Linked DNA regions of Mus musculus: all the other regions are linked to region 1. Evidence: chromatin loops called from intact Hi-C (ENCODE). Cell type or tissue: heart. All regions are shown on one strand.

What was found. A loop is a pair of places that touch in the nucleus more often than their neighbours do. Peaks named below come from ENCODE experiments on the same cell type or tissue, not always from the same donor. Only the 100,000 strongest peaks of a DNase experiment are listed, where the experiment ranks them.
Region 2: it touches region 1 in a loop (8-fold over the local background); 31 of 42 quality-filtered maps call a loop at or near these places.
Region 3: a loop joins it to region 1, with 3 times the contacts of the local background. A loop is called at or near these places in 4 of 42 quality-filtered maps.

What each region holds. Positions count from the first base shown.
Region 1 is chr2:37,921,088-37,929,087 of GRCm38, forward strand. All of the region lies in intron 13 of Dennd1a (DENN/MADD domain containing 1A), which reads right to left. Among named protein-coding and RNA genes, the nearest start is that of Crb2, 150 kb to the left of the region's middle. In heart, a CTCF peak has its summit at 4,866 (motif pointing right); no DNase peak of the experiment used is centred here; H3K27ac peaks cover 310 bases.
Region 2 is chr2:38,373,030-38,381,029 of GRCm38, forward strand. No RefSeq gene overlaps it. Among named protein-coding and RNA genes, the nearest start is that of Gm13584, 8.2 kb to the left of the region's middle. In heart, a CTCF peak has its summit at 5,502 (motif pointing left); DNase peaks (open chromatin) are centred at 3,002 and 6,462; H3K4me3 peaks cover 1,243 bases; H3K27me3 peaks cover 7,383 bases.
Region 3 is chr2:38,587,373-38,595,372 of GRCm38, forward strand. Nek6 (NIMA (never in mitosis gene a)-related expressed kinase 6) reads left to right here. Exons shown (of 10, transcript NM_021606.3): 10 at 1-118. Psmb7 (proteasome (prosome, macropain) subunit, beta type 7) reads right to left here. Exons shown (of 8, transcript NM_011187.1): 7 at 3,325-3,476; 8 at 674-916. The coding sequence ends at 805. Among named protein-coding and RNA genes, the nearest start is that of Psmb7, 53 kb to the right of the region's middle. In heart, a CTCF peak has its summit at 4,908 (motif pointing left); no DNase peak of the experiment used is centred here.

The sequences.
Region 1 (8,000 bases):
TAAATAAATAACTTAGAAATCTAAGAAGGAAAAACATTTTGAAATTAGAGAATAATCTACTCATCAAAGAATGTCTTAAGGAAATTATTAGTAATTTAAATAGTACTATGAAATACTAAGATGGAAAACTAAGGATTTTAAAGAAACTAAGACAGATTGAAGATAAGCAAAGAAAACTAAAAACATGACTAGTTAGACTCTGTGGGGGAAAAAAAGAAAAAATTCTTAAAAAAAAAACTTTATATTTTGCTTGTGAGCCTAGCTTTTAACGGTTGAGCCATCTCTCCAGCTCTAAAAGCCTAGGGATATGGCAGTGGTGGGACTCGAACCCATGCTATCGAAATGACTGGAGCCTAAATTCAGTGCTTTAGACCACTTGGCCATGCTACCTTCCTAAAAAGGGAATCAGATCACATTACAGATGGTCATGAGCTACCATGTGGTTGCTGGGAATTGAACTCAGGACCTCTGGAAGAGCAATCAGTGCTCTTAACCACCAATACATCTCTCCAGCTGTCTCTTAGGTGGCTCTTCCAGATCCTGACCAATACAGATGCAGATGCTCACAGCCAACCATTTCCAGCCTGAAACATTTCTTGAAATAAGGAAAAGACATACAATAATGTATGTTTTCCCCATAATTAAAACTTATTTCAAATATCTTGAGGGACTATATAGCATACATGAGACTACAGAACCTGAATGACCACTCCAGACAGTCTAGTCAATCTGCTAGACATTAGAAAAGGGGGAGAACGAAGAGAGAAACAAATAAACCCATTGGCACCTAGTGAGGAAGAACATGTGCCTGAAGAAAGAAAGAAAATTGATTCCCTTAGGATTTTTAACACATTTGCCAGATTTAGAGACACTTAGACAATACTCAAGGAAGTATAAGCCACAGTTTCTAGCCAGAAAAATGACTTCTACGTATAAAGGGCACAGAAAAGATCTTACCAGCATTTAATTTTGGACTGATTTTGTCAACTTGACACAAACCTAGACATATCTGAAAATAAACTCTCAACTGAGGAACTGCTTCTATCAGACTGGCATTTTCTTTACTACTGGTTGATTACTTGATTACTAGGAGGTCCCAGCCCATTGTGGGACCGCCCTGAACAGGGTGGTCCTTGGTAAGAAAGTAGGCTGGGCAAGTCATGGCGAGCAAGCAGTAAGCAAGCAGTGATCTTCCATGGCTCCTGTTCTTGAGTCTCTGCCCTGACTTCTCTCAATCATCAGCTATGACTGGGATAGATAAACCCTTCCTCACTAAGATACTTTTGGTCATGGCATTAAGTACAGCAATAGAAAGCAAACTAGGGCAACTTGTGTTTTTGAAATTTTTATATATTACTCGGGTCACAAGACACGGAAAAATCAAGCTGGTACTCTATAGGAAGCTTCTTCCCTGATGGCTTTCATAATGCCAGAGGCAGCTTATGTAGGATGTTGGAGAAAGGTCATCAACATCCAACCCAGCTTTGAACTCTGTGCACTACAGTAATGCCTGGCATTGCAAGGTTTGACCATCAACAGTGACACAAATATTACAGAGGCAAACAATAACATTCCAAGTGGCGGACTGAAGGCTCACTCCACAGGAGGGCACAGATGCCAGGCTCTGGAAACCATCACCAAGACCACAAGCAGCATTTGCAACATCGTAGACACAGACACACTAGGTTCCAGTTTCTCTCCCAGCCGCTACCTCATCACCTGGGCATTTTTGCCAGTCTCTTACTCCATTTGCTTTTTTGGGTACATTTTGCGATTTAAAGCATACCTTACTCACTTTCATTGCTCCTACCTATGCCTTCCTGGAATACATAAGTTTTGAAGGCTGGATATAATTTATTTTGGGTATGTGTAGGATCTTTCTTCTATTATCCAGGCTGGCCTTGAATTCCTGAGCTCAAGGGATCTGCCCATCTCAGCCTCTGGGGTACTTTCAACTATAGATGTGCATACCTAGCTCAGGGACTTTATTTTGCTCACTATTATATATCCAAGCACCAAGAAGAAGGTGTGTAGAGGAGAGCCTTTGAAAACAGTTGCTCCCACTTGTTTAAGTGATTCCAACACTCCATGCTTCAAGTTTTATATCTAGCATATCAGGCATAACACTGCATATTTACCCAAGAAAATATAAACAACTGAAAAACAGTAGAAACCCATAAGCATCAAGTGCCTTTCTCTCATGCTACTTTTGTTTGACACTTGTCCATGAAGGGTAACACCAGTCACCTCAGTATAAAAGTTCCCTTCAGGACTAGATGATGGGAACTTGTTTAGGACAACCTCACTCCCTCCATGCCATTGTTAATGCTGGAAGATGAGAGCAAAAATGCCGCACAGTAGGAGAATGGGCGAAGGGAGGCTAAGCAAGTGGCATATGTGTAATACCAGTGGGCTGTGCACTGATAGAACAGGGCTGAGTGGAGACCTGCCAGGTCACATCACTAACAGGGACCAGCAAACCAAACATAAAATAATCTCCAGCTAAAGGCTTTCCAAACTCCCGCCACGCCTCCATGGAATGTGACTGCTGGTGATTTGGGCATCGCTGGATAAAAGGCTTCTTGTGGCAAGCAGGGAAGAACATGGACTGGGACTTTACATCTGCTGTTGCATTTGATTCTCAAAGCAATTTTATGACAGTGGCATTCTTAGCCCCACTTAACAAATGAAAATCCTGTGGTTTTGGGGGGAGGGTGCTCATGGCTTCACAGCTTTTTAACGCTGGCTCTCCCAGAATCCCATTTTTCTTTAACTTGTTCCAAATGGCTTCAATAATACATACAGAGAACTTCTCTAACACTGGGATGGATTACCCAGAGTATGTTTTATAAGATTTCCTTACCTGCCAGCCTCTAGGAGGAGGCCACATACAATAACAAATTGAACATTTGCTCACTGATCATTGCTAGGCAATAGATGCCAGCAAATTCACTGAAGTTTGGAGGTAGTCAATCAACATGTGCAGGTTTCTGACATTATGTTTAGCACTGGGTCAGCCCCAAGAAATTTGAGATATCTCTCTCTTGTTTCATAATGAGGTAGGAACAAGCCAGACATAGATCACTGAGGCCTGAAGGTATTTTTCGCTTCCTTAATTTATAATTGAGAAAACAGGGTTCAGGAAGGTATGATAACTTGTTGGAGCCACACAGGTAGAAGAGGTAGAGTCTGGATTTGCATCAGGTCGAATGAAAACCCAAGGGGCTACATTATGTTACTCACCATGTATTAACTGCTAAGGAAGAGGGTCCATAAATAGCCAACTGTCTGTGTCTGGTTGAAACTTGCCCCTATACTCCTGCTCTGCTTTGCATAGACATGGCCAACCTGCCATTTAACAGGGTCTGCTGCTCACCTGGTTTTGCTTAAATAAAGCATCAGTGAGACATGGAGGGGGACGCACAGGAAGGGAAAGCTTGCATGCCGCTACTCCACTCTTACTACCAGTGTAGATAGGCTGCCCAGCAACGGCTTGTCCTTGTGTGATTCAGCCCCCTCTGGCACCCAGACCACTATGCCAGGCTTCTCCTTGCTTCTGCAGGTGCTATATCCTAATCTTGCTTCTGGGGGTCTCATCTCAATTATATGCTTCAATCCAGTCAACTGGTCTTCCTCTTTGGGAACAGCACCATAGCCACTGCTGGTCTCTAGGTTCCCTCTGCCACTTTGAGTCACAGCTCTTCTGTAATGTGTTCAGCCATTTTTTTTTTTTTTGTATTATTACCCCTTTCTGTTGTCCAGGATAAAACCTGACATGTGACTAAGTTACCGGACCTAGGGAACAAACAGCATAGCTTATGGCCCCAAGCTATGAAAGCCCAGTGATGGCTGGGAATTGGGTCTCAATATCACCTGTTGGCCCAAACTGATCAGACAACAAAAGCTTTGGGAAAAGAATGAGTTTGTTTGTCCTTTTCCAAGCTTCACAGACAGGACTGGAGTAGGAAGAACACAGCTGGTATCCTAATTGCACACTCCACATCAGCCACACTGTTTCCCCCAAACTGCCATGAGGAGTAAGAGCCAGGCAGGGGAGGGAAGGGCTTCTGAAAAGTACTGGGCTAGGCAGAATTAACCTTTCATTGTTCTTTTCTGAGCTGCAGGGCTTCTATAAGGTGCACTATAAATATATAATACAGTTGTATAGGTGTCATGGACATTCCAAAGTCTGTGGGATTAGAAACCTATCAACCTCCAACTCTTCAAGGAACACTGCTAGAAGTGCTAGATCATGGGCGCATTCTTTCCTGGCCTTCTTATAGGCTGGGAGCTAGCCAGACATCTTCATCCGCAGTCACACTCCGTCCTGTCAATGCCACGCTCCTTTCAGGCCCCGACTCTCTGCATGCTCTGCTTCCTTCCTGCTTCCAGGGTTTCCCATCCAGGTGCCACCTTCCCTGGGAAGCTTTCCTTGTGCCCCTGTTTCCAACAGCCATGAAAATCCCTGCTACCTTCCACAATACTCCACTCCTCTGACCGCAGCTCTCTGCTCATTTCCTGCCTCCTCCCCTGCAGTGTTCTAAAGAATAGTGACTGAGTCTGATTTGTCACAGCACAACAGCTAGCGTGTAGGACAGGGTGGGTAGCTGGCCAGGGTCATCAGAGGGTCATACATTTCAAATGCTTGTAGCACTTTCTACTATCAAGGTTTAATAATTGACTTAAAAATTTAATTTACAAATTAAAATAAAAACTATTGTTACAGGCATCTTTACTAAGTCAACTTTTATGAATGTACTTACTTTTATTATGATGAGAATAATTGATTTTTTAAAATCCTAAAATTGCCTGAACACAGCCATGAAAAACATGGGCTAATGCTACCGTGAGAAAGCTTCCCACCACTAGGTGTCAGCCCAGGAACAGAGGAGGAAGGCTGTATTCAAACTCGTGTTTTACTTATTCATCCAATTATCACTATAAATATCAAATATTTAAACAACAAAATATTAGGCAATTAAAATTATTTATTAAGGGAATGTTTTTAAAAAGATATATAAAATTTTGACATTTCCCCTTTGCAGAATAGTTTATAAATGGTGTTATTTTAACCTGTATTTGTCAAGAAACATTTGCACAGATTAGAGGAACTAACTCCTAAGAGGAAAACCAACTCGCTTTTCTTCAGAAAGGCCCCCAAACTGTATATAACACAGACCATATGGTCACCCCCACTGTGGAGCGTGTGCAGAGCAAAGTGCATTGCCCCCACAGTTAGGCACATGGAGGGGTTGGATCCCAGTTCTGCCATTCTGAAAACAAATGTGACGCCATCTTTCCCAGCCTCGGTTTCTTGTCAGTAAAATGGGGCTATCTGACTCTCTGCATGGGGACTGAAAAACAACAAAGGGACTGTAGTACGTTAAAAGCCCCAACAGAATAAATGTTCTAGTCTTTTATTTTCCTTTAAGTCTTAATGATCTATGTAACAAAACTGCTTTGCAGATCCCAAACAAAAAGTGAGATTATAAGAGCTAGGACCATTCATTCATTCAAAGGATAGCTGATGAGAATGTCCTAGGTATTGAGAAGGCTCTGTGTCAGGGACACTTGTGCAAACATGACACTTCATGCTCTCCTGACCAGGTCTCTGTGGTGACAGACTGTAGTGTCATTATCTACTGCAGAATGTATCCAACAACCTGGCCCCTAGAAAACCAATGTGCTTGGAAGCCTAGTGTGTGTGTGTGTGGGGGGGGGGGGATCGGGATCTACCATTTTCTCTTCTACTTATCATTATTACCACAAACACCATGGCTCCATGAATGTTACAGTCCTCTACTGTATGCAGGTGTAGGAAAGAATGGTATGCTGTCCTGCACTTGAGAAGCTCACAGCCTGGCTATGTAGGCAGACTGTTAGGTGTTATTGGAAACGAATCAGAAAGATTTCCTTTTCAGGGTTTCATTGAAAAGGCAAAAGGTCATATAATTAAACTGTTTGATTTAAACATGGTAACTGTAACCACCTATGCTTGCTCCTACTTCCAATAAAGATACATTTACTGCTGTCACAGCCAATCCTGGGGTCAAGCTCTCTTCATGCACACATAACCTAGAAGAGAATACAGACTGCACGATGACTTTACACATGATCCTTTCCAGATCCTAAATGACTCTGGTCAGTTTCCAAACAGCTGCCTGGCCAGGCCTTTGTTTTATGTTGATATGCTTGCTGTGTGTGTTAGCTTGTGTGTGTACCCTCAGATGATGTTGTAGGGGATACTTTCTTGGTTGTTTGTTTGTTTTGAAGACAAGGTTTCTCTGTGTAGCCTTGGCTGTCCTGGAACTCAATATGTAGTCCAGGCTGGCCTCACATTTAGAGATCAGCCTGCCTCTGCCTTCTGAGTGCTGGGATTAAAGCATGTGCCACCACCGCCTGGCTACATTAAAACAAAACAAAACAAAACAAAACAAAACAAAACAAAAAACAAAAAACTAAGTGGCTACACTAAAATATGACCACCACTCCAAGCATAGAAAGCAGGCATTAGCCATTCATATGCTCACTAACAGTCACTGGCTGAACATGGACTGATGCTACGTGAGGGACACCAGGCCTGTCAAACTCATTCTAAAGGAACAACATGAGAAAGGAGGCAGGATTATCAAATGGAATCTAGTGAGGGTTTGGTGTTCTGCTGAGACAACCTGTAACACGCTACTACATTTTACTTTTTCACATCTTCTCACACTTGGGGGCTTACATTTTTCAACTGGGCAATCTACTTCTAGATTCATCGTGTGAGTCTGAGGTACAAAGCCTCCAGAACTGTACCAGTGTCTGTGCTGTGGCTGATTTGGTGAACCACAGTCCTTTCCTCAATGGCAAAAGCTTTCTCTCTCTTTAAAAGTTCCAATTATATTTTCTTTAATATATTTTTAAAACTGACTGTCCTCATTTTAAAAAATGATTGTCCTTATCTTGAACTACACCTACCTGTAAGTGCTGGGAGCAATGACAGATGAACAAATAGCAAATGCTTATTAAAGGAAATCATTTAATGTGAGATTTTATTCAATTTTGGCACACAGAATTTGAGATAAAAGATGTATTTCCTCTGCTAGCTCAAAAGTGGAGTCAGAATGGCTGTGGGCTCTGTGCTCTGAATGGCTACAGGTGCCCTGTTGCACACACATGCCATTGTGCTAGAGTGCAGCTGTCCCTTTCTCTCTTCTTCCCACTTTACCTCCCTGTCATCCAGGAAAGTGCCAGTATCTTTATCAGCATGGCACTGTGTAGGCGTTTTATATGCATAACATTTTTCTCAATATTCATACAAAATAGGTGCTATTTCCACTTACAGATAAGAATTGTGAGACTCAAGAGTGGAAGGACTTTCAAATGCATCCACTAATAGATGAGAGAGTCAAAGCCAGGTACCCACAGCCATGCTTGCCCTCAGGCTGTGACCTCCTCAGCTCCCTAGAGTCACAGAGCTGCTGTGGTGGCTCTGAGAGCCCACTGCCAGGAGGGGAGTGTCACTCCCTACTCCATTCTCAGGACATGATCTTGAATTCAGATGACTAGTAGTCCAGACAGAGGCAGGGGAGAGGGAGGAGAGAGAAAGAGAGAGGGGAGCCCAGTGCAGTCTATTCTGAACTCGTGTTCTTAGGGCACTTCCTTGGCTTAGGCTGGTGGTTCAGGCTGTAATTCCCAGACTGCTTGCCCACAGGTGGGAAAACAAGATAGCTTTTCACAAGCCTTTCCCAAATCTGGGCTTCATAAAGTTACTGCTAAGCATGTAACAAAAGCACGGGTTCTGTGAAGAGTTCCACGGTGACAGGGATGCTCAGCAGAGAAGCATCTCTGTATAAAGTCCATCTGAGCCCCTCAAAGCACAATGTTAAACACTGTATTACCACGAGACAGCGCCTCCACACCAGGCATCATGCTTGTGCACATGCCATAGAATTGGTCACAGGAGCCAAGAGGTGAGACTACTCACCTTTATGAAGTCCAGGTTTGTAGGAAACATT
Region 2 (8,000 bases), 450 kb after region 1:
ACTCCCTGTCCACAGAGTACGGAGGTCCTGGGCAAGCTCTTCTGCAATCTTCTTAGCCTTGAGGGCCATGATGAGGCACTTAGCTACTCTGGCCTTAGTTCCTTCAACTGTAGTGGCAATATTTCTAAAGAATTTCTCTGTGAGGGAATACTACGAACCTTCTCTATTGAAGGTTGTCTAAGTCCTAGAGAGGTCACAGTGGAGATGGGAGTCCAGCTCAGAGAGGACAGCAGATGGATTATGAAGACCTTGAACGGTGGGTTGCTCACTCATGGGTGGTACCTCACTCATATTGGGAAGTTCTGGTGACTGTTGAGATGGAGAGCAAGTGAAACAGGGAAAACACAGGAAGCTAGGGCAGTTCCCTGGGCAGTAGTCCAGCTTCCATCTCTCTATATGTCTTCGTTCTCCCCTTGTCCCAGTGAGTGTGGACCCAGACAGAGAAGATCTGACTTACAGTGTCTCCTTTGGGCTCCTGGGCTATCTGGGAGACAAATGAAGCAACAGCCAGTCGACCTAACCAGCCAGGGTCAACCTGACCGGCTGAGCAGTATCACCCAGCATAGGCTCCATGGGATACTCACAGCTCAGATGAATCCAAACACCCCCCCACCCCATACCAGCTACCGTGCTGCAGCACATGGGCAGTTCAAACCCCTTCTGGCATCTTGCAGAAGTGGAGGATGTACCGGAGGAGCAGGAGATGGGTTTCTGAGAAAGTGGAGAGCTGTAAGAGGCTGCCTTCTCAGGAGGAATGGAGGACTTTTTGAGTTGCAAGATCAGGCAGCAGCAGCAGCAGACTGCAGTGTTTAAGGTGGCTGGGGTCTGCAGGAGGGTGCAGAGGAAGGGTTCAAGCTCTCCTGCCACTCTTGCAGATTTCCCAAATGGTCAGAGTGGGAATGCAGCTCAATTGGTAGAGCGCTGACCTAGCATGTACCAAGCCCTGGGTTCAATCCCTAGACATGGGTGGATGCCTGTAAGCACAGAATTCATGAGGAAGAGCCAAGAGGATCTGGAGCTAAAGGTCACCCTCCACAGGAAGTTCAAAGCCAGCCCTGGAAACAAGAAGACAACAAATATGTGTTCTAACCGGCCCTTCATCCCTTCCTGTGGAGAAGCCTAGCCAAAGATATCTCACAGACCCCAAGGAAGGAGTCTTTTCACATCTGCAAAGCAAACTTGGCTCAAAGGGCTCCCAAAACATCTATTGAACAATGTGCTGATGCCCATGGGTAACCATGGCAGCACGCAGGCCAGACAAGGGATAACATTTTGGCATAAAGACCCACTCACAAGTTGGATAAAAGAGTGAAAGTGACTCTGCAAGTAGAAGAAAGGAGCAACTGCGTGTGCAAAGGCCCCGAGATCCAGAGAGTTCAAGGCACTGCGTGTCTGGAGTTTTCATATGGAAGGCCAAGATGGTGGGAGGTGAGGCAGGAAACGTGGCAGCATGCTTGGGCCATTATTTTAAGAGTACCAAGAATGTGTGAATACTGAGTCAAGTCAGGTCAGGAGGGGTTGAGTGGGTGGAGTCAAAGGGGGATTTCAGAGTCCGGTAGAAGTCCTAGTTAGGGTTACTATTGCTGTGATGAAACACCTTGACCAAAAAATAAAAAAAAAAGCAAGTTGGGTAGGAAAGGTTTATTTGGTTTACACGACAGACTCCAGCACTGAAGGAAGTCAGGGTAGGAACTCAAGCAGGCCTGGAACCTGGAGGCAGGAGCTGATGCAGAGGCCATGGAGGGGTGCTGCTTACTGGCTTGCTCCTCATGGCTTGCTCAGTAAGAGGAAATTATCTAGCTGTAAGAGGAGGTGGAAGACAGGGAGTAGGATCATGCCTGGGCAGATGGGGTCACACGACCCTCCATCCAGTGGGAGAAAACTTGGGAAGAGCAGGCAGAAGGGAACAGGGTCCACAGACTTGGGACTTGAAGTTTCAGTACCTTTAAGACATCAAGTATAGGTCCATTCCACCCCCACCCCAGAGACTCCCAAGCAGATGTGGGAGGCACTCTTCTGTGTCTCCTACCCCTCCTGAGTGAGGTGGTCATAGGCTGGCATTGGTGGCTCTTTGACAGTCAGTCCCTGCCCATATATCTGATGCAGGACTTGGGACCTGCACCAGTCTCTGGGCATGAAGCCAGCCAGGTGTGCCAGACTGTTGCACACTGGGTGGGCTCTGCCCTGGGGTCCTGTTCTCCAAACTCCAGCCCAAATATGCACATACCCCCCCGAAACTCCCCTGCTTAGCATATCTCTTTGCTTCTAAACACAGTGACTGTTTTTTGACTTGACTCCACTTCAGATCAGCCAATGTCCACCAGCCAGCCCTGTGTGGCCAGCATAGCACAGCCAGGAGCATCTAATTGGCATGTGAGGACAAGTCCACAGATGTAACTCAACTCTCCTTCCAGCTGCTGAAAGGTTCAAAATTCCACATCCTTCTTCTTTGTACCCAGTACAGTGCCTGGCACATGGCAGATCCTTAATAGACATGTCCTAAAGCTGGGGCATCCAGTGTCAGAGAGCAGTCCTTACAGCATTGGAACCAGAATCTACTGCAGATTCTGGACAAACACCCACCTCTCCGAGCTTCTAGAATCTGTAATGGGGTGGTGTCAGGTAATAACACCTGCTTCATAGTTTGTGGCCCCTGTAGAGTGTAACTCACAGCCACAGCATTTTGTGGAGAGCCTGTAGCCTGGACAGGCTCTTGCCTTGGAGCAAAGGCTGTTTTGTTTGCCATCTGTCAGCTAGTACTCCTTTATGTGTCTTTGCTCCACCGAGAGAGAGGTGTGGGAGGCAGTCCCGCAGGGGCATGGCCTTGGTGGTTCTCAGATAGAGCCTGGGGGTTGGGGGTTAGGGGGCAGGGTGGGGCTTTGGGGCTGTTCCGGCAGAGAGGGTGGCTGCCTGTCTTGGAGCTATCCCAGGAGGCAAGGCCCTAGGGACTGGGGAGGGGGCGGAAGCCGGAGCAGAGGTGGGATCCGGCGGAGTGAGGAGCGCAGACATCCTGCGGGGGCGACTGCCAACAGACAGGTCAGCTCCCTAGGGAGACAAGAGCCGCAGGCATCGGAGGTGGGACCTGGGGTCCTGCCTGGGAGCGTCGCAGCCGGGCAGAGAGCGCCCCCTGGCGGTGCACCTCGGCATTGCCCCGAGTCTCTAGTTTCTCCTCTTCCTTGGTAGCCTAAGGAAGGTCTCAGGGTGAAATCCCCCAGAGACATCAGAAACAGGAGACCCTTTCCAGGCTGAGGGTACTGTCATCAGCAAACCTGGAGTGATCATGGATCATGGTTAAGTGCCTGAGTGTACCAACTTCTGCAATAGGTGAAGTGGAGAGCTGAGAGAGTGCCAAACCCAGGGCGTCTGGACTGGCACACAGATTTCCACATGTCTGCCTAACTTTTAGACCCCTTCTCCAAGCCTTTGGGCAGAGCTTTTCTGGACCCCAGTGTGAGGGACACCCCAAAAATGGGAGGGATGGAGAGCTGCAAGTTATTATCCTTGGCCTGTGGGATACTCTGCTATTAGTAGTCTCCCTGCTGAGCAGTGTGTGTGTGTGTGTGTGTGTGTGTGTGTGTGTTGCTTAGTGTGCAGGGCTGCTTGCATTTGCAGAGATGCATATGCATATACATATGATGTGTGTGTGTCCGGTGTGTGTTTCCACATCTAGGAGCATGTTTGTGATAAAGCACACCAAAGTGCAAGAGTGTTTGTATGTGTTTGGGTCCAGTGTGTTCCTGAATCTGGGCTCATCATCTGTCAAGTCGGTGTTGATTCCGGCTGACTACTCAGGTCTGTATGGGCCACAGGACACTACCTGTTCATGGCATACTGGGTGGGGGTTAGTGTATTGACGGCAAGGAGGGGTGACCACCATTATCACCTTCCACACAGCATACGGCTAGCTGATCCCCTGCCCTGCCCGAGGATCACCCTCGTCGTCCCCCTCCCCCACCTCCCTTCCATGTTTAGCACTTCAAGTTTCCTTTGAAAGATGAGAAATCAAGGTTTACAGGGTAGAGTTTAAGGACCCTTGGGCAGAGGTCACCGAGCAGATCCCTGCTCAGCCTCCAGGTCTCAGCCTGAATTCTTTCCTCTCCCAGAAGGGCCCTGGGCACCCTCTGCCCAGTCTGGAGAAGGGGTGGGGACAGGTTTCAGGGCTGGGCTCTGCAGAGAGAAGTACACAAAAGGCCCAGTGTCTGCCCTGCCTCCCTCTCCTGGCCCTGCTCTTCTTGGGGAGGTGAGGGAATGTCCATCACCAGGCTGCAGAGAGGTGTGTGACATTCCTGCTCAGCAAGGGACCAGTCTGGGTAGTGGACTCACTTGCCCACACCAGCCTTCAGATGACTCTTCATGGGTGGGATGAGGAAGCACAGCTCCTGCCTGAATTTGGGGCTCCGGCGCCAGCTCTTGGCTGGCGCTCACCCAGACCCAAAGTGCTCCAGCTTGTCCTGTTCTGAGGAGGGATAGATGAGTAATTGAGATCAGGATGATACCAACAGAATGTACTAATAGGAGCATGTTCACCGCTACTGTTTGCTGAGGCCTGACTTTGAGCCCCTGTTGGGCGCTGTATACGGGCTCTGGAAGGCTAGGAGACCCAATATTAGGGTCTCGGACAGCCTGCTTCCCAGCTCTGTGACATTTGGGCAAGTTGCTTAACATTGCTTTGCCTCAGTTTCCTCTGCTTTAAAACAACAAATTATTATATATATATATATATATATATATATATATATATATATATATATATAAATAGTCAAGCCAGGTGTGGTGGCTCATGGCTCTAATCCCAGCACGTAGGAGGCAAAGGCAGGTGGTACTCTGAGGTCAGCCTGGTCTACATTGTGAATTCCAGGCCAAGCCAGGGTTACATAGTAAGACCTTGTCTCAAAATGCGGGTAGGAGTAGAAAGGCTGGAGAGATGGTTCAGCAGTTAAAAGTACAGGCTATTATTTTTCTAGAGTTTAAGGTTCAGTACCCAGTACCCACACACAGATGAATAACCGTCTATAACTCCAGGTCCAGAAGATCCAAAGCCTAATCCTGGGCCCCTGGGCACTGCACACATGTGGTGCACATACAAGCGGGCAAAAACACCCATATATATCAAATTTTAAAAATCTTTAAAATTAAAAAAAAAGAAATTAAGTTTAACAGTAGCTCCTATTTGGGGATCTCCTTGGTGCCTTGTGGCCACCTAGATGGTAGGTCTTGTTATCTTCACTTGATGATGAAGTAACAGACTGATCTATTTGAAACAGTCTCTTAAAAAGGACTGCCCAAGCTGAGCCTTGACTCTAGCCTGATACAAAGTTTGGTCTCAAATGGTTCCTGTTTGTAGCATTGACCGGGCAGTTCCTAACTGGTTGGTACAACTCTCTGAGCCAAGAAAGGGTTTCCCCATGAATCACTTATTTGATTCTGTCCAGATCCTTAAGAAGGGTATTTAACATTACCCACATGTTGCTCTCCCTCCCTTCCTGGCTTGTGCCCCCTAGAGTACAGTATCGGAAATTCATCCACTTCTAGGTACTCTAGGTATAGGGCGCAGAGGGAACTAATGTAGACTTGTGAATGAAGGACACTGGACACCCGAGCCAGGGCAGAGATTTGAGAGAAGCCACCTGAAAAGCAAATGTCTGAGTTGGAGTGGAAGGGGCAGGTGTGACACACACCCCTACACACACACACAATCTATATCTACAGTGACACGTGCTAGTGTGCTAGACACAGTTGGGTGTGATTTAAGGGCTTTGTAGTCATCTCTTTTAATCCTCAGAATGTTTCATGTAATTCTGAAAACTTGTTTAGTACAAGTAACATCAACCTGGTTTTCCAGATAAAGAACTTTGGGTCCGAGCCCACAAGGCTACGCAGCTAGCTGAGCTGGACCGGAACTCTGGTCATCCACACGCCTTCTGCCAAAGCCAGGAGGGAACTGAGAAGTGCCCCTGCAAAACTGCGGGCCTGGCCTGGCTCTCCTTGGCTTCTAGAACCAGGAAAGGAGGCTCCAGGTGTAACTATGACGGCCCCCCACTTTCCTCTTGGCTCACTCGGGGTTCCCACAGCTCTCACCCCCGCTGCCCCAAGCAGGGCTGGGCTTGCAGCAGGATAACTGGGTCGGGCACCTAGGTCCAGGGTGAAATATCAGATGACACCTGCAGGGTGGCCTGGATTTAGATGAACCCCGAGAGCCGCTCTTGCAGCCTGGATGTAGCCCCTACTCCTCGACCGGCCGAACCCAGAGACGGAGGGTGGGGGGCGGAGAGGCGAAGGGGTGTGTGTGCTGTGGCCTGCTGAGTACCCCCTGGGGCTTCCTCAAAGCAAGCCAGGAACCGCCTACCACCGAGCCAGTGCGTTGTTTTTCCATCAACAAGCGGCTTACGTAAACTCCCCGCCGCCTCCCAGGGCTGCCAGCGCGGGGGAGGCGCCCTATCTGATCGGGTCTCAGCCAGTGTAGGGGTATCCTGCGTGCCCAGACACAGGCCACCAGCACTCAGGAGGGAGAGCAAGGTCCCCTTCCCCACACCCACTTGGGGGACCCCACCTTCATCTTGCGATTCCACTGTCCTGTCCTGCAAGGAAAACCTCTTCACCTGCCCGCAATGAAGAGCATGTCCTAGAGAGACGGCCAGATGGCCAGCCACCAGCTCACCTGCTCTGCACTCCTTCTTAGTGGGGCATGGGGGTTGGGGAGCAGATTGGTATCTGATAGTGAAGACCAGAGCAGCAATAAAAAAGAAACCCACAAAGAAAACAAAAAACGTGTTTTGTTTAGAAAACTTTTCAAAATCATAGAAAAGTCATTATAGACCATGAACATGCCCATCCTAAAGTTCCCAGTTTTTAAACTTTTGCCTCTTTCCAACCCCTTCTCCAAGGTATCTTTGAATCAAGGGCATATTATTATTCCCATTTTACAGATGGTGACGTTGAAGTTGAAGTAATTTCTCCAAAAGACCCAGGGGAGCTGGAATTAGACTTACACATCTCAGCTGAAAAACAGTTTACCCTGTGTTTTTCTTAATTTTTAGAACTACATTTGTGTGTGTGTATGTGTGTGTGTGTGTGTGTGTGTGTGTGTGTGAGAGAGAGAGAGAGAGAGAGAGAGAGAGAGAGAGAGACCCCATCTGAGTGCATATGGTGGTCAGAGGACAACTTTCCAGAGTCTGTACCTACCTCCCATCAGGTGGGGGCTAAGATGGCAAGCACCTTTATCTGCTGAGACAACTCAGCCCTCCCCACCTCTGTCCCTCCCCCTCCCCTCAACTTCCCTATCTCCCCACCACCCCCACACACCCGTACACTCACTTTGCATTTTTAAAGTTATATTCCCCTACTTCCCCCATGACTACTATACACATAGTCTATGCAGATACCCAGAGCTTTTCCTATCAGTTTCCTTATCAAGATCTTTCCACAGACACCCTTCACACAGGGCTTTTGTTCAGTGTGCACGACTCTGAGCTTTGCCATAGAGATTTTTCCATATAGGAAATTAAAAACTCCTCTGTTCCTTTAAACCAGTGTATATTATTCCACTGAATAGACAGTTGAATATGCGCCCTTCACTAGCTCCCTGTGGGTGAGGAACCAGGCTGCTTCCAGACTGTTAGCATAAGCAGAACTGTGGCAAATGATCTGCATTAGGACAGCGAACTGTGTATGTATGGGGATATTTGCATGGTGGATTCCTAGAGATGAAAATTGTGGGTTAAAGGGTATGCAGATTTTTAATTTACTCAGATATTGCCAAATCTCTCCTCCGGGAGGGTGCCCCAGTGTTCCCTCCCACTTACAATGAATGGAAATGCTTCTCTCCCACACCCGTGCCAACACAGCGTGTTATCAAACTTTCTGATCTTTGTCAATCTGTTAGATAGAAAATGGTATCTCAGAGCTGTAATCTCTTCTCTCCTGCTACAAGGGAGGTTGACCGTGTTTTCATCTGACTAAGAATCATTTACGTTTCCTTTCCTGGGAACTGTTTGTCTATC
Region 3 (8,000 bases), 670 kb after region 1:
TATCTGCCCTTGGTACAAGCAGCCTCTGCAAACCAAAGAACTTCATTTCAGCACTCTACCCATTGTCCACACCAAGAGAACTATCTGCCCAATAAAATGGCCCTTGGGATGTACAGTCTCCACTGGACAATCACTATCCAGAGAAGCAAAGCAATGCTATGTCTAATTACTGCAAAACAGCAAACATCAAGTTTTCCTTTAGTTGTCACGAGAATGGCTAGAGTGCAGCTCACCAGTCTCATACAGCCACACAAATACCCAGTTTCCATCTATCTTTCTCTAGACCTGAGCATGTTTAGGCTGAGAATTCAAACTGAAGATATCTGTCCTGGGGAGGGGGAACTAGGGTCTTGTTTATGTAGGGAAGCCATCCACTCAGCCTGAGACTTCCTTGCCACTGCTTTGCACTGATTCACTCTGTTAGGACAGGTGCCTGGGGTTACCCCCAAGTGAAGATAAAGTAAACAAATATAGGCCTAGGTCATATTCTTTAGAACCAAAAACCCAATCTGTTTTTTTGTTTTTGTTTTTTGTTTTTGCCACAAAGAACTAATCAGTTTCAGAGGACCACACCACTAACACGCCAGAAAGATCTGGAACATAGAAAGGAAAGTCGGGTCAGTAGGAGCCCAAACGCACAGTTCCAACATTACAACCACTCACTAAGTTTTTTGTCTTTTTATTTATTTATTTTAATTGAGCAATTGCCAAAGGCATGTTTTCTGGTTGGGGTAGAATGGGGTTGGGGTAGGGGTGGTATGCACCCCGAGTCATCTAGAGTTATCCAACCACCCACAGCACCATTCACGAAGTATCCATTGTCTGAACAGTCTCTTCTAGCACCTCAATCTCCAGAGGGGTAACTTTCTCGGTGAGGACAGCGGTAGTGCCTTTCTCACATCTGTACCGGCCAAGCCTAATGAGAAAAATAAAAGCAATTAGACTTCTGCTCAAGTGCCCAACGGAGGTCAGGACAGAGACATTTTGGCCAGACAGCAACAGGCTTGACTAGACTCTGAGAACTCCACCTCTGGGGCTTCAAGGAGTCAACCTCCCTTTACTTCCAAATGGTACACTTGAAAGGGGTGTGTGCGTGCGTGCGTGCATGTGTGTGTGTGTGCATGCATGCACTCGCATGTGCATGAGACAATACTTAAGAGATAATAGAAAAAGCACTGTTTTTCAATTTTCCTTCCACATCCCACCATTCTCAGTAGAGCTAGAAGCTACTTGGTCATGTGACTTGAGGCTTCCACTTCCGTAAAACTCACATCCTGGGCATTAAATATGAGTGATGTAATTCGCCTTCTGCCCCTCATCTCTAGAAGCACCAGCAATACAACATAGTCCACAGCCAAGCTCCAAGTGCCTCACTCTAGGCCAACTGTCCCTGCAGGGCACAGTGGACTGATTGCCACTAGGACATGCTCACCTGACCTGCCTCCTTGGGGCTTGCTCTGAGCACAAGGCTCTCATCCTTATCCACACGTACTCAAACTCTCCAGTCCTGAGTCTGCCAAAATATGGTACCAGAAAACTGTTCCTTTGTCATGTGTCTGTCTGTCTGGAGTCACAGTTCCATCAAGGTTGTGTCCGATCAGTGGAAGCTGTGCCATTATCACATGCTCCTAGAAAATGTATCCCTTTAAACAGCACTTGAGCTTCAACAGGGAGCAGATGGGAGGTACATGACAGCTCAGGTGGAAGGCATACTTTTTCAAAATACATCTATCTGTCCTAAGGTTTAAAAACATCTCTTGGACTGCACCTTGCAGGGCTATACTGGCAGTTAAATGTTGCCTTGAGACAATGGCCCAACAAGATAATTCATTTGAGCTTTACCCTGTCTTTAGGGGGAGTGGACACAAGAGCCCTTGTACCTTTTGGATAAGGCTGTTGGTCTTAGCAGCATGCAGGGTAGCAGCCAGGTCCATCCATGATTCCATGATGGTGACAGGCATGGAACAACTGCCAAGCCTTAGCCCTCACCTGTTGTTTCTTCTGGAGAGGGTTCCCTCATCCAGGCAGCATTCTCACAATCACTAACTAGTCTAAAGGACAGTGGGGTTCTAGAGTGTGTGGATACTGGTACCGCCCCAAGGCAGATTATTGCACACCTCCCCTTCCTTGTCACCTTGTTGGGTCCATCCCCACCCTAAAGGCTAGGAATAGAACCCAGAGCCTCCCACATTCTAGGCAAGTGTTCTTCCACAAAAACCAGATCCCTGGCTCCACAGTGCTACCTTTAGCACAAAGGTTCCTTTTGCAATCACACCTACTTTTCAAGGGTGGCTTTTAGAATTCTCTGTCTGGGCGACTATCATTCAGCCCACATGGAACAGAAGCACTCCCTAGTTCTCTTCCCAAAGGATCAGATCAGCATCCTTCAGTGGAAGCTGCTTTCCCAAACCAGCCCTAGATCTTAAAGGCAGCTTCCCTTTTCACTCAATGCCCAAGGAACTGGCATCACACTACCCTAGCTCTGTCATTTCAAATACAGGACTGATACCCAGAGCCACCATGCCAGCCAGTGGCCATCCCTGTCACCCACCCCAGAGCTGTCTGACACTAAGCTTCCACAATGCTGAGAACAGCCTACAACGAGGCACTGTTAATACTGAAGACCCACCTTTTCTTGTGAATCTAGAGCTAGGGATCCTCAGTGGGTATAGAAGCAAGCCTTCCAGAGGTCACATGCTACTAATCAGAGCGCTCAAGTAGCTATAACTGTCAATTCGTGAACTACAGGTACATGCAAACACCATGTCTTTTGGACCTAGAACATCCCATAACAGCTCAGATCTTGGCTTGCACCACTGAAGTGAGGCACCCAGGGATGTAGGCCACAGTTTCAGTGGCATGACTGTAGCATAAACAACACTGGTACAAACCATGGCCACAATTCAGAGGCTTATAGCCACAGGATTAGGACTTTTAGGATGTTTTGGGCCAGCCTGAAGAAAGGCTGTGGGCTGGCTACCATGAAACATAAACACTTCACAAGATTCCATACAGGGCTTAAGATGCTGAAGAAACCACAGGGGGGTGGGACAGGGGACACACACTTCAATGTCCCAACTGACTCTGAAGCCTTCTCTTAGACCCATTCCACCTTTCCTGCCAACACATGACAGATTAAGACACTTCTCCATGCCTGACCAACGCTGGGATCTTTGAGTAGCCCGACTCAAAGGACTGTTGTATAAGCTGCTTTGGAACATTTGGCTTTTCTCAGTGCAGGGAAACATCCAGAGAGCCCAATCCAGATGGCATAGGGATGCCAAAGGTGATGGGACAGAAAAAAATGATATCCCGTTCACTTACCTGGTCCCTTTCTTGTTGGGCACTGAGAATGGACGAAGAAAGTCCAGCTTGCTCTTGCTGATAACACACAGATCAATGTTGCTTCCAGACCCCAAGTCATTAAAGATGCCAGCTGCAATAGCCTCACTCACTAGCTTCTTGGCTTCTTCCTCCTGAGAAAGCAAAAGGGCAGTCATGATAAGTTATGCCCACGGAGAATGGTGGCATACTCAGCGCACATAATAGTTCACAGGTCTGTTTGTTCGTGGTTGTTGGTGCTTAAAACCTCCTTAGAGCTGGGCAGTGGTGGCACTTGCCTTTAATCCCAGCAGTTGGGAGGCAGAGGCAGGCGGATCTCTCTGAGTTCCAGGACAGCTAGAGCTATGCAGAAAAACCTTGTCTTGAAAACCAAACCTAACCATCACCACCATTCCCTAGAACTGACTCCAATGGTTTGCCTGGAGCTCTTCAGGTGGTAAGCAGGGGCCTAGACTTTTCAAAGTCCTTCATGCCCTTTCTTCACTACAATGTCTTCCATTATATGCTGCCAGTATCTGTCATTTAAAGAAAGACTCAATAAGTTCTGCTGAAGTCTTACTGCTGGGCAGTAATACTTTAGGTTTCAGGGTACACTTATTGTCTGTTACAACTATTTGATGCCAACACCTAACATATAACAGCTACAAACTAAGCATAAACAGGGTGATTATCAGGCCCAAAAATACTTTATTAACAAAAACGGGTGTTAGGTTGGATTTGACTCCTGGACTCAGTTTGCTAAATGATCAAAATATCTTAATGTTGTTGACTCCAGGATAGAATCTTCCCATCCAATAATGGGGGAAGACAAAGCTGCGTTTATAAAGTCAAAGAGTAAGGTAAAACCCCTATGGAAGCCATCTTCTTAGATAACATAGTGGACAAAATCAGCACTGTGAGGCTGAGACAAGCTGATAACAAAATACAATCATATTTCTGGGGAAATGCTGCCAGAGCCAAACCCAAGACCACTTTGCCCTCACAGAATTTGTCTCCACCCAACCTATGAGCTTACAAGTTTACCAAAGTGACTTGCTGTTTCTCCCCAAATTTCCCATATGCCAGGGGAGACACACTAGGACCAAAGACAGAGGTCCCAGAACTTTATCCTCTTGGGATTTTAAGAGTTCAGGCCCATGTGACAGCTCCAAGGCTTGTCAGAGGTCAAAGGCTGAGTAGGAAAGACAATAAAGGTCGCCTCAGCAAGGCTTCAAGGAGAGCTGAAGGCAGGCTGTAAACAAAGGCATCCAGGAAATGAGCAAAGCAGGTAGCAAGGCAGAACATAGGTCCACCAAGCTGCAATCTTTTATGAAACAAGGGCAGGTGTGAGCCAGCCTTTCCTAGCTGTGTGCTGCCGCTGCTTCCCAACAACACAAGGGTACAGACACTTGAGCCCAACAAAACACGCATCTCAGGAACACCACCCCCAACTTCAAGTCCCACACCCGAACTGCCCCAAATTTGGTCTAAGAGCCTTGATGAGCAGATTCAAGGCTTCAAGTTGTGCGAAAAATCTGAGCCAGGTTTGAATACTAGTGACAGTAGTGCCCTCTACAGACCCAGAGGAGGATAGAGACAGCTCTGCAAGAGTGGGAGGGATCTTTACCAAACCAGCAGCCAGACACCTTTGTAAGAGCAGTGAAGCAAGTTATTCTCGTGTGCATCTGCACAGTGCCTTGAGAATTCACCTCACAGAATCATCTAATCAGGAACTGTTTCTGAACAGTCCCACAAAAGCCTTACCAGAAACAAGGAAAGGTGGTATACAGGAGATGCTAGTGGAGACTGCTCCCACACAGAAAGCAAAACCCAATCACCGGCTTAACAAATGCAACCTCATTCCAACTCTGTTTATTAACCAACCTTAGATGTGCATGTGCACGCTCGCTGGGAGTGCCCTGCTTGCTCCCCAGCTCGGGGCTTCCGACCTTCTCCCCCTTCTCTTTTCTCCACTTAACTACCGCCTTTGTCTGTTCTTGTCCCTTTAGCTAGTGCTCTGAGCAAGACACATGGGACAGAAAAAAATAACCAACAGGCAGCACTTAGCACCACAGATCTTAATTCCCAAGGGAGGATGACGCTGAGAGCATGGAAATATATGAGCTGTTGTTACACATGCCTGTCTAGTCTGTATTCATTCACCTGGACAGGAGGTGCTGCAGAGTGCAGGTGACTCTCCCTCTGCTTTGTAAACATTTGCACATGGAAGTAAATCCCAGCAAAAGCACATTTCAAAAAGTACAAAGAATTTGAAATGTATTATGTATAATTTGATCCACTTGTAGAATCATCATGTATACAGACGTGTAAAGGCTTTGACAAATTGAGGAGACATTTAATGCTGCTTCACCAATTCAAGAGAAGATGATTCTTTAAGGACTCCTCCCCCTTGACCCCACCCCCACCCCCCAGTTATGAAATGGAAAACTTCACACTGAGTACCTACCATAACATGTTAAATACAGAATCAGGCACATGGATAATCTCTATCCAGTTTTATTACAATCCCCAAACACCTACGGAGGCTCATACTAATCAGAATGTATGGCCGAGAGGGAGCCCCAAGGCCACACAGCTAGCAAACAGTAAATAGTAAAGCAGGTTTGTGGTAGCCACAAACCGTATCAGCTAAGTAACCTTCTTGGGCTCTGGGCTCTTCACTACTTGGGGACGCCACGGCTGTGTTAAGTTTAAGGATAGGTGCCAATTTCTGTCTGGCTTGCCAAAAAGCAGCTCCTATGGCTGTCACTAGAGAGCAGGGGAGCCTTGTGCTTTCCCTAACACCCTCAGACTACCTGATGAAGGCCTTTCGCCTCTCTACTTTGCACAAGATAATGTTCCCACAATGTCCTGTCAGGAATGCCAGTATCAGTGGCATACCTTCAGGAGACAGAGGTGGGCAAATCTCTGAGTTCAAGGCCAGCCTGGTCTACAGAGTAAGTTCCTGGACAGTCAGGGCTACACAAAACAAAATAAAAGATGATGGTCTTACTTCATGTTCTTCTCACCACCAAACTCTCTCAAAACACAAGGAGGTTGAAAACGATTGCTGTCTACCCATCACTTACGTAGTACTTTCAAGAAGTATCTTCAGAAACCTATCTGAGGAACTGCTTCATAGCTAAACTGCTGTCTTTAAACACGGTACTTTACAAACAGACTTCTAGGTACAGATAGATGCACCTATACTACTACGCATGGTCATGTTTTTTCTTCTCTAGAGTAAAATTTCGCAAATAACTTGTTTTTAATATGTGCTGCTATTATTTTAGAAAACTGTCAAGAAAATTTCAGAAAGGTGGGGAAAACACCACATTTATCACCTTTGGCTCACAGAATATTCAGGAAACATGTTTCTTCCTCTAGGATTCCTTCTTTCTAGCACTGTGTACCTCACTCTTCTGGAAGATCTGAGGTGACCTGGGTCCTGAGCAACATCTGCCTGGGACAGGTGCTGCTTAGGGGATCTCTGACCTAGCCCTGCAGACCCTGTACCCCAGATGGCTTGCCCCAGGTGCTCTGTTCTCCCCCTACTGCGCCGGCATCCTTCTCCAACCAGCCAGCTGCTCGAGGATTTACGCTGCTTATCTCGAGGGAACTTGGAGATTTAGTGTTAGACCAGCAGGGTACATCCCAGCTACTAGAAAAATAGCCCTCCAGGATAAGAACAGCCTCAAAACACTCATGCAGAAGACCACCATGACCCTGGTGACAGAAAAACCTGAGGGTCTTGGGTTCAAGGTCATCTGGCAGGTGTGGAAACAAATGATAGAACCACATCTTCCTACAGACTCCTACTTCATGTTGTGTGGCTGGGAGCAAGTAAGCACTTCTCTGAGATTTCGCCCTTCTCTGTAATATGATAGTACATTCTACCTCACAGGTTTGCTGCAAAAAGAAAAAAAAATCAAACACAGAAAGTACCTACTCCAGTGACTGGTGCACAGCAAATACTTCATGGAGGGCAGCTTATTTAATAAAGCGAGACAGAGGGACCCTAGATGCAGCCTACCTTTCAACAGCAACCGTAGGTAACCAAACCTCATGCCTGGAAAAGGTGGTCTAGACAGACCTGCTGACAAGCCTTCCCCCAACGCCATGGAGAAGTCCCTGTAATAATTAATCCAAGCAAACCACACTCCCTAAAAGTTCAGAGAATATAAAAGGAGCACTTCCTGCTTTATGGCTACAAAGACCAAACTAACTGGGAATATCAGTCCCCCGGGCCACCCTGCTTCTTAAATGAGATTACAATAAGAGTGATGTACTGTACTCCAAGTCAGCTGTGACAAGCAGCACTTTATAGAGCTATCTGTTTGTCTCCATCACTGCACCGCACAATGTGTCCCTGGACTCCAATGTGCAGCTCCATTTACCGCTACATGACAAATGGGCAGCACTTGTAAAAGGCACAAAGAGGTCCACGTCGGCCATGTAATGGTCACCACAGCTGTACCCGAGTGCTTGAGGGGACAAAACAGACCCCCAAGTTCATTAAACTGACCAGTAATGGATCTTTCAAAAAGTGCCTTAGGAATCGTACAGAAAAGGCTAAAATAAATAACTCAGCATGGAAGGCTAATCTGAAACGGTGTTTGATAAATTATTTATACCACAGGCGATTGTCTGCATTTAATATTGGAGCTACTAGTAGCATC